2 separate regions of the Homo sapiens genome follow, and region 2 is linked to region 1. Evidence: read pairs that join two places in POLR2A ChIA-PET (ENCODE). Cell type or tissue: Panc1. All regions are shown on one strand. Links, peaks and the distances in the headings refer to the core of each region. The heading gives the core; the rest is flanking DNA.

Evidence for each region. ChIA-PET counts read pairs that join two places held together with the same protein. Peaks named below come from ENCODE experiments on the same cell type or tissue, not always from the same donor. Only the 100,000 strongest peaks of a DNase experiment are listed, where the experiment ranks them.
Region 2: POLR2A ChIA-PET joins it to region 1 with 10 read pairs; 6 of 35 experiments call an interaction of 5 or more read pairs at or near these places.

The regions. Positions count from the first base shown.
Region 1 is chr17:74,892,827-74,898,194 of GRCh38, forward strand. FADS6 (fatty acid desaturase 6) reads right to left here and starts at 807. Exons shown (of 6, transcript NM_178128.6): 1 at 526-807. The coding sequence starts at 769. In Panc1, for the core only: no CTCF peak of the experiment used is centred there; no DNase peak of the experiment used is centred there; H3K4me3 peaks cover 834 bases; H3K27me3 peaks cover 1,161 bases.
Region 2 is chr17:74,969,993-74,975,360 of GRCh38, forward strand. It overlaps HID1 (HID1 domain containing), which reads right to left and starts at 2,767. Exons shown (of 19, transcript NM_030630.3): 1 at 2,599-2,767. The coding sequence starts at 2,664. HID1-AS1 (HID1 antisense RNA 1) reads left to right here and starts at 697. Exons shown (of 3, transcript NR_110878.1): 1 at 697-800; 2 at 4,576-4,738; 3 at 5,174-5,368. RefSeq lists a silencer at 2,722-2,831. In Panc1, for the core only: no CTCF peak of the experiment used is centred there; no DNase peak of the experiment used is centred there; H3K4me3 peaks cover 1,681 bases.

The sequences.
Region 1 (5,368 bases), core at 1-5,000:
GTCCCACTGTGGCCTGAGGGGAACCAGGACTGCCCCTCCAGCGGTCCTGACTCTCCCGTGCCTGGTCCTGACTCTCCAGTGCGTGGTCCTGGGCCCCCAGCCAAAGCAATGTTGGGGCCTCAGGTACCATGGGTGTTCCAGACCAGGAAGGGTCCAGGGGAAACTCCCACCCCCTCCCCACTCACCTAGGTCCCCAAAGAACACCGTCTCCCTTCCCGGGGGTGGGGGGGCACCTCATCACTCCCGGCCACTCCCCCGCTCCTCTCAACTTTCCCTTCCACCACCCTCCTGCGCCCCCTCCTAGGGTACACAGGGCAGAACACCCCAGTCCAGACTCTCAGGTTCGGGGTGTGACCCTCCATCCTTGGGTGCGGGGCCCCGACCACCTCCGCCTCCCTGCCGCCGCCAGTCCACTCCGCAGGCTGCACTCCCACGGCTGCTGTTGCAGACCCCGCGCCGCCACCTCCGCCGCACCCCGCCCCCACCCGCAGCCCGGCCGGGACGCCGGGTCCCCGCGTTCCTCACCTGCCGGCAAGGCGAAGAGGCTGAGCGCGAGGATGGCGCAGTCCACGCCGTGGCGCTCCCACCAGGAGCTCGTCCTCACCACGTCCTGCACCAGCACCTCCAGCTCCCGCAGCAGCGCCTCGCCCCCACGGTGCGCGCTCCGCGCCGGTTCCATGGGCTCCGTAGGTTCCATGGGCTCCGTAGGTTCCATGGGCTCCGTAGGTTCCATGGGCTCCGTAGGTTCCATCGGCTCCGTGGGTTCCATGGACTCTGTGGGCTCGGGCCCGACGCGCACGGAGGACTGGAGGACTGGGGCGTGTGTCTGCGGTGCAGGCGAGGCGGGGCGGGCCGGGGCGGAGTCACGCGCCGCCTGGGGACACCCGCCCCCGGGGTCAAGGTGCGAGACACCCTGGCTCCTCTGCTGCGGGCGCTGGCGACCCAGGCCCGGCTCAGGCGCGCGACCCTGGCAGGCGGCATCAGAACCGCCGCGGAGGGAGGAGCCAGGCCGATGAGCTGAGAGTGGCTAGGCGGGGAGGCGACCCTGCGGTGAGACCCAGCCCAGGTAGTAGGGACGGAGGCGTCAGGGGCACGGAGACCCCAGTGGAGACACCCCCCACCCCCGCCCCGCCCCGAGGGCCTTCCCTGACCTCCGACCTCAAATAACTCCCTGAGTTCCCTCGGTCCCTGAGATCTGTCCGAGCATTCTCTTCCCTCGACCCTGACTATTCGTAGTGGCACTGAGCAGCTCCCCTCGTACGTGACACACATGACACATGCTGTCGTCTGTCTCTGCCAACAGACGGACCCTCAGTGCCGTAGAGACGTCCTCGTTTTGCCCAAGCTCTGTCTTCAGTACCTAGGGCAATGCTTGGCACAGAAACATCTGGGAATTCCTAGGGCAGAAAGTTCAAGGACTCCCCACTCCCCCTCCCCGTGGGTCAAGGAGTGAGAGGTCCCCTCTGAGTATGGCTTCAGCAGAGGTGACCCAGGGGAGCTGGCTCTTCAGCCCAATAATGTTTTGGGTGAGACGGGTAGCTACAGGGAATACACATCCGGAGGTCATCATTCTGGGTGGGCAGGCAGACCAGCCGGGTCCCGCTGCCATTCCACTCCCTCAAGAGCGCCCAGGCCTGAACCCAGGGCCAGGGCCTCAGCCAAGCCCTCTGAGATGTGGGAGCCACACCTGTCACATCCCCTTCCCATCAGCCCAGGCCCCCACCCCGCACTGCTGGAGATGGCCTTGGTCCTCAGGGGATAAGCCTCTGTCCTCTACAAACTCCTCTTCCCTGCTTCTGAATACCCTTTCTCTTTTCTTTTTTGTTTTACTTACTCCCAGTTTCATGACTTAAGGGATCTGGTATGGTGAGGACAGTGGCATCTTTAGCAGGAGACCCCTAGGAAAGAGAAGTTGGGTGGGTGGGGTAAGGGAGAGACAGTCAGGGATCCTAATGACATTGATTCCTTTTGACTCCTTCCTGGTGTTTTCCTTCAGGAATTCTTTTTTTTCTCTCTTTGTTTAGAAACAGGGTCTCGCTCTATCACTCAGGCTGGAGTGCAGTGGCACAATCACAGCTCACTGCAGCCTCGATTTCCTAGGCTCAAGTGATCCTCCCCCTCAGCCTCCTGAGTAGCTTGGGACTACAGGCACACACGGGGACCACTAAGCCTGGCTAATCATGAATTCGTATGAGCTTATTCCTTTAATTCTTTATCAAAGAATAAGATTTATTTACCAGCTCAGTATTCTAAGGGACTGACAATTTAATAAACCAATTCTCACCAAGTGCACGTGCGCATATACCTGCCCCGCAGGTTATCATTGACTTTCACATACTGATGAGGTTTTGTGGATTCCCCACATCCCTCAAGGATGGCATCATCTAAGGCCAGGCGCGGTGGCTCACACCTGTAATCCCAGCACTTTGGGAGGCCAAGACAGGCAGATCACTTGAGGTCAGGAGTTCGAGACCTGCCTGGCCAACATGGTGAAACCCCGGCTCTACTGAAAATACAAAAATTAGCTGGACGTGGTGGCAGGAGCCTGTAATACAAGCTATTCGGGAGACTGAGGCAGAAGACTCGCTTGAAACCAGGAGGCAGAGGTTGCAGTGAGCCAAGTTCGCACCATTGCACTCCAGCTTGGGGGACAAGAGCAAAACTCCATCTACAAAAAAAAAAAAAAAAATAGGATGGCCTCATCTTCATTTAATCAACGGAGGCCCCAAGAGATGAACTGATCCGCCCAGCACTCCACAGTTAGTAAATGGCAGAATTAGAGCTGAATCCAGGAGCTTCTCCAAATGCAATGGTTTCCATGAGAGATTTTCTTTTTTTTTTTTTTTTGAGACAGAGCCTCGCTCTATCACTAGGCTGGAGTGCAGTGGCGCGATCTCCACTCACTGCAACCTCCAACTCCCTGGTTCAAGTGATTCTCCTGCCTCAGCCTCCCGAGTAGCTGGGATTACAGGCACGCACCACCACACCCAGCTAATTTTTGTATTTTTAGTAGAGACAGGGTTTCACTATGTCAGCCAGGATGGTCTCAATATCCTGACCTCGTGATCCACCCGCCTCGGCTTCCCAAAGTGCTGAGATTATAGGCATGAGCCACCATCTTAAGAGATTCTTAAGACAGATAAGGAAGAGTCGCCCTCCTCCCTCCCTTTCCCACTCTACCGTCAAATCCCTCCCTCTCTAGCATACTACAATTTTCAAGGAGGGGATATGTATAATTTGTAAAAGCATATGTGATATTAATATCCCATATTTTAAGCTTATAAGGAGATGTTATCATTTTTATCATATATGCCAGGAACTTCCTGGCACCAAGAAGCTCCTCTCCAGGCCCTGGCTCCCTCCTGGACATCCAAGTGGTACTGGACAGAGGTAAATGCTGAGCGCCAGAGGAAAGAACATGTTTCAGAGGAGCTCAGAGGAACAGGGATCCCTGTGGGGTAGGGCTGGCTGGTAGCCTCCCAAGAGAGAGGCAGACTTGATTTAGAACAGACTTAGCATGGTGGCTCACAACTATAATCCCAACACTCTGGAAGGCTGAGGTTCAAGGATCGCTTGAGCCCAGGAGTTGGAGGCTGCAGTGAGCGATGATTGCATTCCAGCCTGCACGACAGAGCAAGACCTTGTCTTAAAACAACAATGACAATAACAGCAAACAGACTACTTAAACCTCAGAGAGAAGGAAGAGAACCAAGTATTCTGGGTCCTCAAGGCATGGGCCAGGAGTAGAGTTTGAGAGATTGGTGGGAAAGGCAAGGGAAGGCAGGAAAGAAAGGCTGGGACCACGGGCTGGAGTGCCACAAAGGCAGACTGAGAAGCTGAGGTTTGTCCTCACAGGCATGGGAGCCATAGGAAGTTTCAGGGCAGTGGAGTGACTTGTGCAATGCTGTGTTCAGGAAGGTTTGTCTGGCACAATGGAGTAGCCACTGGAGTGAGGGGGACCGGAGTGAGGGGGACCAGTTTAGAGACGTTCCAGTCCCCCAAACATAAAGGTGCTAAGGGTGCAGATAGCAGAGGGAGGGACTGTGGAAATGATGATGGGGGTAACAAAATAAGGAAGAATTGAATAGACAGTTTACCAAAGAAGATATGCAAATGGCCAAGAAGCATGTGAAAAGATGCTCCCCATCATTAGTTTTTAGGGAAATGCTAATTTGAACACCAATAAGATAACCCTGCAGACCCACTAGAATGGCCAAAATTAAATAGACAAGGAAGGCTGGGCATGGTGGCTCACGCCCGTAATCCCAGCACTTTGGGAGGCCGAGGCAAGCAGATCACCTGAGGTCAGGAGTTCAAGACCAACCTGGCCAACATGGGGAAACCCCATCTCTACTAACAATACAAAAATTAGCTGGGTATGGTGGCATGTGCCTGTAATCCCGGCTACTCTGGAGGCTGAGGCAGGAGAATCGCTTGAACCCGGGAGGTGGAGGTTGCAGTGAGCTGAGATCGCACCACTGTACTCCAGCCTGGGTGCCAGAGTGAGACTCCGTTTCAAAAAAAAAAAAAAAGAAAAGAAAAAAGAAAAGAGTTTTATTTAAGTTGAACACATGCATATCCTAGATATATACTCAACAGAAAAGCAAAGAAACATACACAAATATTCATAGCAGCACTACTCAAAAGATAACAACTGGGCACAATGCAATTTTCTGCCAGCAGTGGAATAAATCAATAAACGGCGATGGGGGGATTACCACACAGCCCAAATCCAATGCCGAACAAATGGAAACCAGACACAAAACACCGATCAGATGATCCCATGTGTATAAAGTTCAAAAACAGACAAAATGAATCTATGGCATTAGAAGTTAGGATGGCTTTAACTGATTAGGGATAGTGACTAGAAGGGGGCATGAGGGGGTTCTCCAGAGGCTGATAAATGTTTTGTTTCTTAAACTGGGTTCTAGTTACCCTTGAGTGTTCAGTTTGTAACACTTCATCATGCTATACTGTTAGAGTATGTGCATTTTCCTGTCTAGGTGTTATATTTTAATTACAACAATTTTATATTTTCAAATGGTAATCACTTTTCTTTATTTTCTTTATTTATTTTGAGATGGAGGCTCATTCTGTCACCCAGGCTGGAGTGCAGTGGTGCAATCTCGGCTCACTGCAACCTCCATCTCCCAGGTTCAAGTGATTCTCCTGCCTCAGCCTCCCTCAGCAGCTGGGATTACAGGCATGTGCCACCACACCCAGCTAACTTTTTTGTATTTCTATTAGAGATGGGATTTCACCATGATGGCCAGGCTGGCCTCAAACTCCTGACCTCAAATGATTTGCCCACCTCGGCCTCCCAAAGTGCTGAGATTACAGGCGTGAGCTACCTTGCCCAGTTGGTAAT
Region 2 (5,368 bases), core at 296-5,295, 77 kb after region 1:
CGCAACCTCTGCATCCTGGGGTCAAGCGATTCTACTGCCTCAGCCTCCCGAGTAGCTGGGAATACAGGCATGTTCCACCACGCCTGGCTAATTTTTGTATTTTTAGTAGAGACGAGGTTTCTCCATGTCGCTCAGGCTGGTCTCGAACTCCTGACCTCAGGTGATCCTCCCACCTCAGCCTCCCAAAGTGCTGGGATTACAGGCATGAGCCACCACACCCGGCCCAAAATCAGATATTCTTAACCCAGCTTTTCCAGGCCCCTGCTCGGACTAGACCCCCACTCAGACCTGGGGGAGCAGTTGTATCTTTTGACTCTCAGGGTGTGCAGGGGGAAGGTCCCCTAGTCCTCAAGCCTGCTAAGCCTGCTCTAGAGGACTGTGTCACCATGCATTCCCATGCACATACATGTATACACATGTAAATATGCACCCGCCAGGTTCATCTGGCCTGCAGCAGAGAATTCCAAACAGGCAGGATCTGGGAGAGGGTTCCAGGTCTGGGACTGTCTCCCTCCAGAGCCCCACCTACTATGAGGAAGCACCAGGAAACACAGCCAAAGCGGCTGGCTCTTAGGACCAGGGTCAGGCCTGACCCAGGACTGGACCATGGGGCAGGAAGAAAACAGGATGCAGGGCAGGAAGGCGAGGAAGGTGGAGCAGCAGGGATACAGGCCCAGGCCACAGGAAAAGGGGCTAGTTCTGCCTGTCTACTGCCCAAGCCACACCCTGTAAGAGCCTGGAACCACATATCATCCTATGGACAACTGGCCTGAATCTCCTTGGGGACTCCAAGTGGTAAGGTCAGTGATGATCATCTGGGTTCTGATCCTCACACCCAAGCTACCCAAGTCAGGTCACTTACACAGAGTCCAAGGCTTCAGCCTCTGAAGGCCTCTCCCCCCGGGCAGCCCAGGCCCCCGTCCGCCTACAGGACCCAGTGCTCTCCAGAAGGCTGGTCTGATCTCCAGCCTATCCAGGTTCTATTCCAAGCCTACTCAGCTGGGAAACAGAACAGCACCATCTCAAGTGGCCCATCATAGGGCTGTAGCCAGGGAAAGACAGAGGGACACAGTATTTTGGGGAAAAGGCCTGAGCAGGTAGGAATCTAGGCCACTCCAGAGCCTTTGGTACTCTGCTGAGCTGGCCCCACTGGCCTGGCAAAGGACCCCAGCTGCCGAGCCCACAGTGCAATCCTCCAACAAGGAGTTTCTTCCCCAGGCAGGTAAACATGGGAGCCTCCCTTCCTCCCTGCCTCCCCACTCCTCTCCCTGCAGCCCTACACTGAGGGGCTAGCCCACTTGCCACCTTCCCTGCCACCCACAGAACGAAAACCCCATCCTAAAAAAGCCAAGCTCCAGAACGACCCAGGAGCCGTAGGGAATGGAGAGAAGTGCGGTCTGGTTTCTATCAAGAGCCTTTCAGCCGGGGTTGGACTCTCCAGAGGCCCTGGGCATTTGCTGCACATTTGACCCTTCCAGGGTGGGGAAAGGGGTGAGGGAGCAAGGTCTGGCCCCTGGAGCTGTGACCAGCTGGCTGTGGGAGCTGGCTTCCTCCATCCCACTCTAACCTCCAGCAGCAAGAGAGAGCCCTGGAGAGCAGGAGGTGGGGGGGCCAGGAAAGAGGAAGATCCCAGATGGCAGCAGGTCCTGTGTCCCCTGAAAATGGGGGACATGGGGAGTCAGGGCCGAGCATCTCTGTGGCCACGGTGGCCTGATTCAAAAAGCCAGGAGAGAAGGGGTGGGCAGAGAAGCAGTCTTGCTGGGGCCAGGTGGTATAAGGAGGTGGCTATTGGGCCACTTGTGGACTCACAGGAGAGTTATGAGCATGGACTAGGCTGGAGGGTCCTTAGGCCCCTCACCAGCTGACTGAGGGCCATCCTGCGGGTCCCCATCCCTGAGCCAGAGAACAGAGCACACAGGCTAACAGCCTTTCCCTTGCAGGGCCTCGGGGAAGGCCCCTGGAGAGGTCCCCAGCTGGGAGGCTGTGCTCAGTAGGCCTGGGGACAGGGCCCCCCACCAGGCTGCCTCGCTGCCCGCCACTCTTTGCGTGTTCCCAGGAAGACCTGGGCCTTCCCTGCCCACGGGCATCGACCAGGGCCCAGCGAGGCCGCTGCCGCGCACACCAGCTGTTTCTCCGACCCGGGCGGACGCCAGCCAGGCTTTGTTTGCATTGAGTCAACAGGGACTGTGCGTCCGGGACCCGCGGGCAATGAGGGGCAGGGAGGGGAGCGGACGGTGGATGGGTGGGTGGGGGCGGCGGGAGGCTGGAGATGCGAAGCTGGGGACGCCGCGGGGCGGGACAGGGGGCGGACAGCTGTGTCGCCGGCTCGGGGAGTAGGCACACGTCAGCCTAAGGTGGCAGCAGCGGCTTCGGGGAGAGGGGTGTTCCCAGGAGAGGAGGCTGAGGGTGGGGGACTAGGGCCAGGGGATGGAGCTTCCAGGTACAGGCCGCGGGGTCCCGTTCCGGCGCTGGCCTTGGCGTTACGCTCGGGGCCCGCCCGTCCCCCCATCTCCCGACGAGCCAAGTTCGCGTACCCCCGGCCCTGCCCAGCCCCCAGCCCGGCAGGTGGATGGGGACGCCGGGGCCCCCGTGGCGCACCTGCGTCTTGGTGGTGAGCTGGATCACCGCCTTCCGGAAGTTCAGCTTGGAGTCGGTCGACCCCATGTCTCTGGAGCCCGCTCCGGCCCGGCCCCCGCCCAGACTCCAACCCGGCTCCGGCTTCAGCTCCGGCTCCAGCTCCGCGGCCCCCGCGGCTCTCGCAGGAGACAAGCGGCGCGCCCCGCCCCCGGCCCTCGTCGGCCCCGCCCCGACAGGCCCCGCCCCCGCGTGGCTCCGCCTCCTGCACCTGCAGCGCCCGCCGCCGAAGACCCGCGGAGTCGGCGGTTCCAACCCAGCGCCGCCGCACGCCGGGTGCCTTCTCAGGTCCCACCCGGAGCCTCGACGCTCTTCCTTCTGCGTCGGAGCATTGTACCCGCCTCCGCTGCTACCACGCAGTCCCCAGGGCCCAAAACCCTCCTCGCAGCTCGTCCCCCGCCCCGGTCCTCACCCTTCATCTCCGCTCCGGCTCCTGGCCCACGTCTCAGCTGGCCCTCTCCATCCCACTTTCCTCCTTCTCAGTCTGTCTTTCCCATTCATGTTTTCTGAGCATCCACTCTCTTGGTTCTCCCTTTTTCTGACCTGTCAAACCCACGTGTTCAGACAGTCCCGCAGGCCCTTGGTTATGAGGGAGGGAGGCGCTGACTCAGTTTCCATACTCCAGGAAAGCAGCTCCTCGCCTTGCTGAGCGCGAGAGTCCCTCGCGGTCCCGACCCCTCTCTAGCCACCAGATTCCCAGAGAATCCTTTGAGATTCATCCATTTCAACAAATGTGCTGAGGGTCTGGTATTTGCCAACTCTGTGTCATGGACGGACACAGCGGACATAAGTAGTACAGCCTGCTCTTTATGGCGAGCAGCTAGGGAGAGGGATAAGGAAAGAAGCGGCCAGGGTACAGCCAAATAAGCCTGTAATAGAGGCAGATTAATCATCAAAACAAGGCCGGGTGCGGTGGCTAACGCCTGTAATCCCAACACTTTGGGAGGCCGAGGCAGGCGGATCACGAGGTCAGGAGTTCGAGACCAGCCTGGCCAACATGGTGAAACCCCGTCTCTACTAAAAATACAAAAATTAGCTGGGCTTAGTGGCGCACGCCTGTAATCCCAGCTACTCTGGAGGCTGAAGTAGCAGAATTGCTTAAACCTGGGAGGCAAAGGTTGCAGTGAGCCGAGATCACGCCACTGCACTCCAGCCTGGGCGACAGAGCAAGACTCCATCTCGGGGGGGGGGGGGGAATCAAAACAAGACGACAATGACGATATCTCTAATAGCTACCTCTGAGGTATTATTTTATCCCCATTTTACACTTGGGGAAAATGAGGCTTAAAGCAATTACTTGCCCAAAGCCACACAGGTAGTAAGGAGCTCATCCAAATGAGGCTGCGCTTTTTCCACAACATCATTTTGCAAGCTATGTCTGGAAGCTTCTGGAAATCTTGGATGCTTTTTTATTTTTTATTTTTTGAGATGGAGTTTCGCTCTGTCGCCCACCCAGGCTGGAGTGCAGTGGCACAATCTCAGCTCACTGCAAACTCCACCTCCTGGGTTCAAGCAATTCTCTTGCCTCAGCCGCCCGAGTAGCTGGGTCTACAGGGGCCCGCCACCACCCCCAGCTAATTTTTTTTTGTTTTTAGTAGAGATAGAGTTTCACCATGTTGTCCAGGCTGGTCTTGAACTCCTGACCTCAAATGATCCGCCTGCCTCAGCCTCCCAAAGTGCTGGGATTACAGGTGTGAGCCACCATGCCCAGCCCTATTATTTATTTATTTATTCATTCATTCATTCATGCATGCATGCATGCATTTTGCAGACGAGGTTTCACTCTGTTGCCCATGCTGGAGTGCAGTGGTGCAATCATAGCTCATTGCAGCCTCGAATGCTGGGACTCAAGCAATCCTCCTGCCTCAGCCTGCTGAGTAGTTAGGACTACAGGTGCACACCACCATGCCCAGCTAATTTTTTTTTTCATTTTTTGTATAGACAGGATCTTGCTACATTGCCCAAGCTAATCCCCAACTCCTGGCCTCAAGGGATCCTCCCACCTCAGCCTCCCGAAGTGCTGGGATTACAGATGTAAGCCACCATGCCTGGCCCCTAGATGCTTCAAAAGGATGTGACATTCACTTAAAGAGGAATTCTACAGGTGAAAAATGAGGGGCACGCCATCTGGGAGCAAAAGTGTGGCAGGGTGGAGCGGGTGTGGAGGGAAAGAGGAGTGCGAAGGGTGTCGCCATTTCACGGAACAAACAAACTCCACAGGGCAATGATAGGGTAGCTCTAGCCTTTCTCCGGAGGTGGGTTTTCCCCGCCCTGGGCAAAATCCTTGGCAGGTTTCATGGCTTTTCTAATCATTCCAAGATAATGAATGAATAGTTCCTTTATTTGGCATTAAAAAAAATCCAGTCTATTCTACAAATCACTCAACCGCATTCCAGGCCAGAGTGACATTAAAAACTCTCAATCATAATCATTAGGGAAATGCAAATTGAAACCACAGTAAGATAACACTACATGGCTAGCACAATGACTTTCAAAAGCTGGCAACATGCTAACAGTTTATTTCTTTATTTATTTTTAGTTTTTTGAGACAGGGTCTCCCTCTGTCATTCAGACTGTGCAGTGGCATGATCACAGCTCATTGCACCCTCTACCTCCAAGGCTCAAGCAATCCTCCCACCTCAGCCTCCCAAGTAGCTGGCATTACAGGTGCACACCATGACGCCCGGCTAATTTTGTATTTTTTATACGGATGGGGTTTTGCCATGTGGCCCAG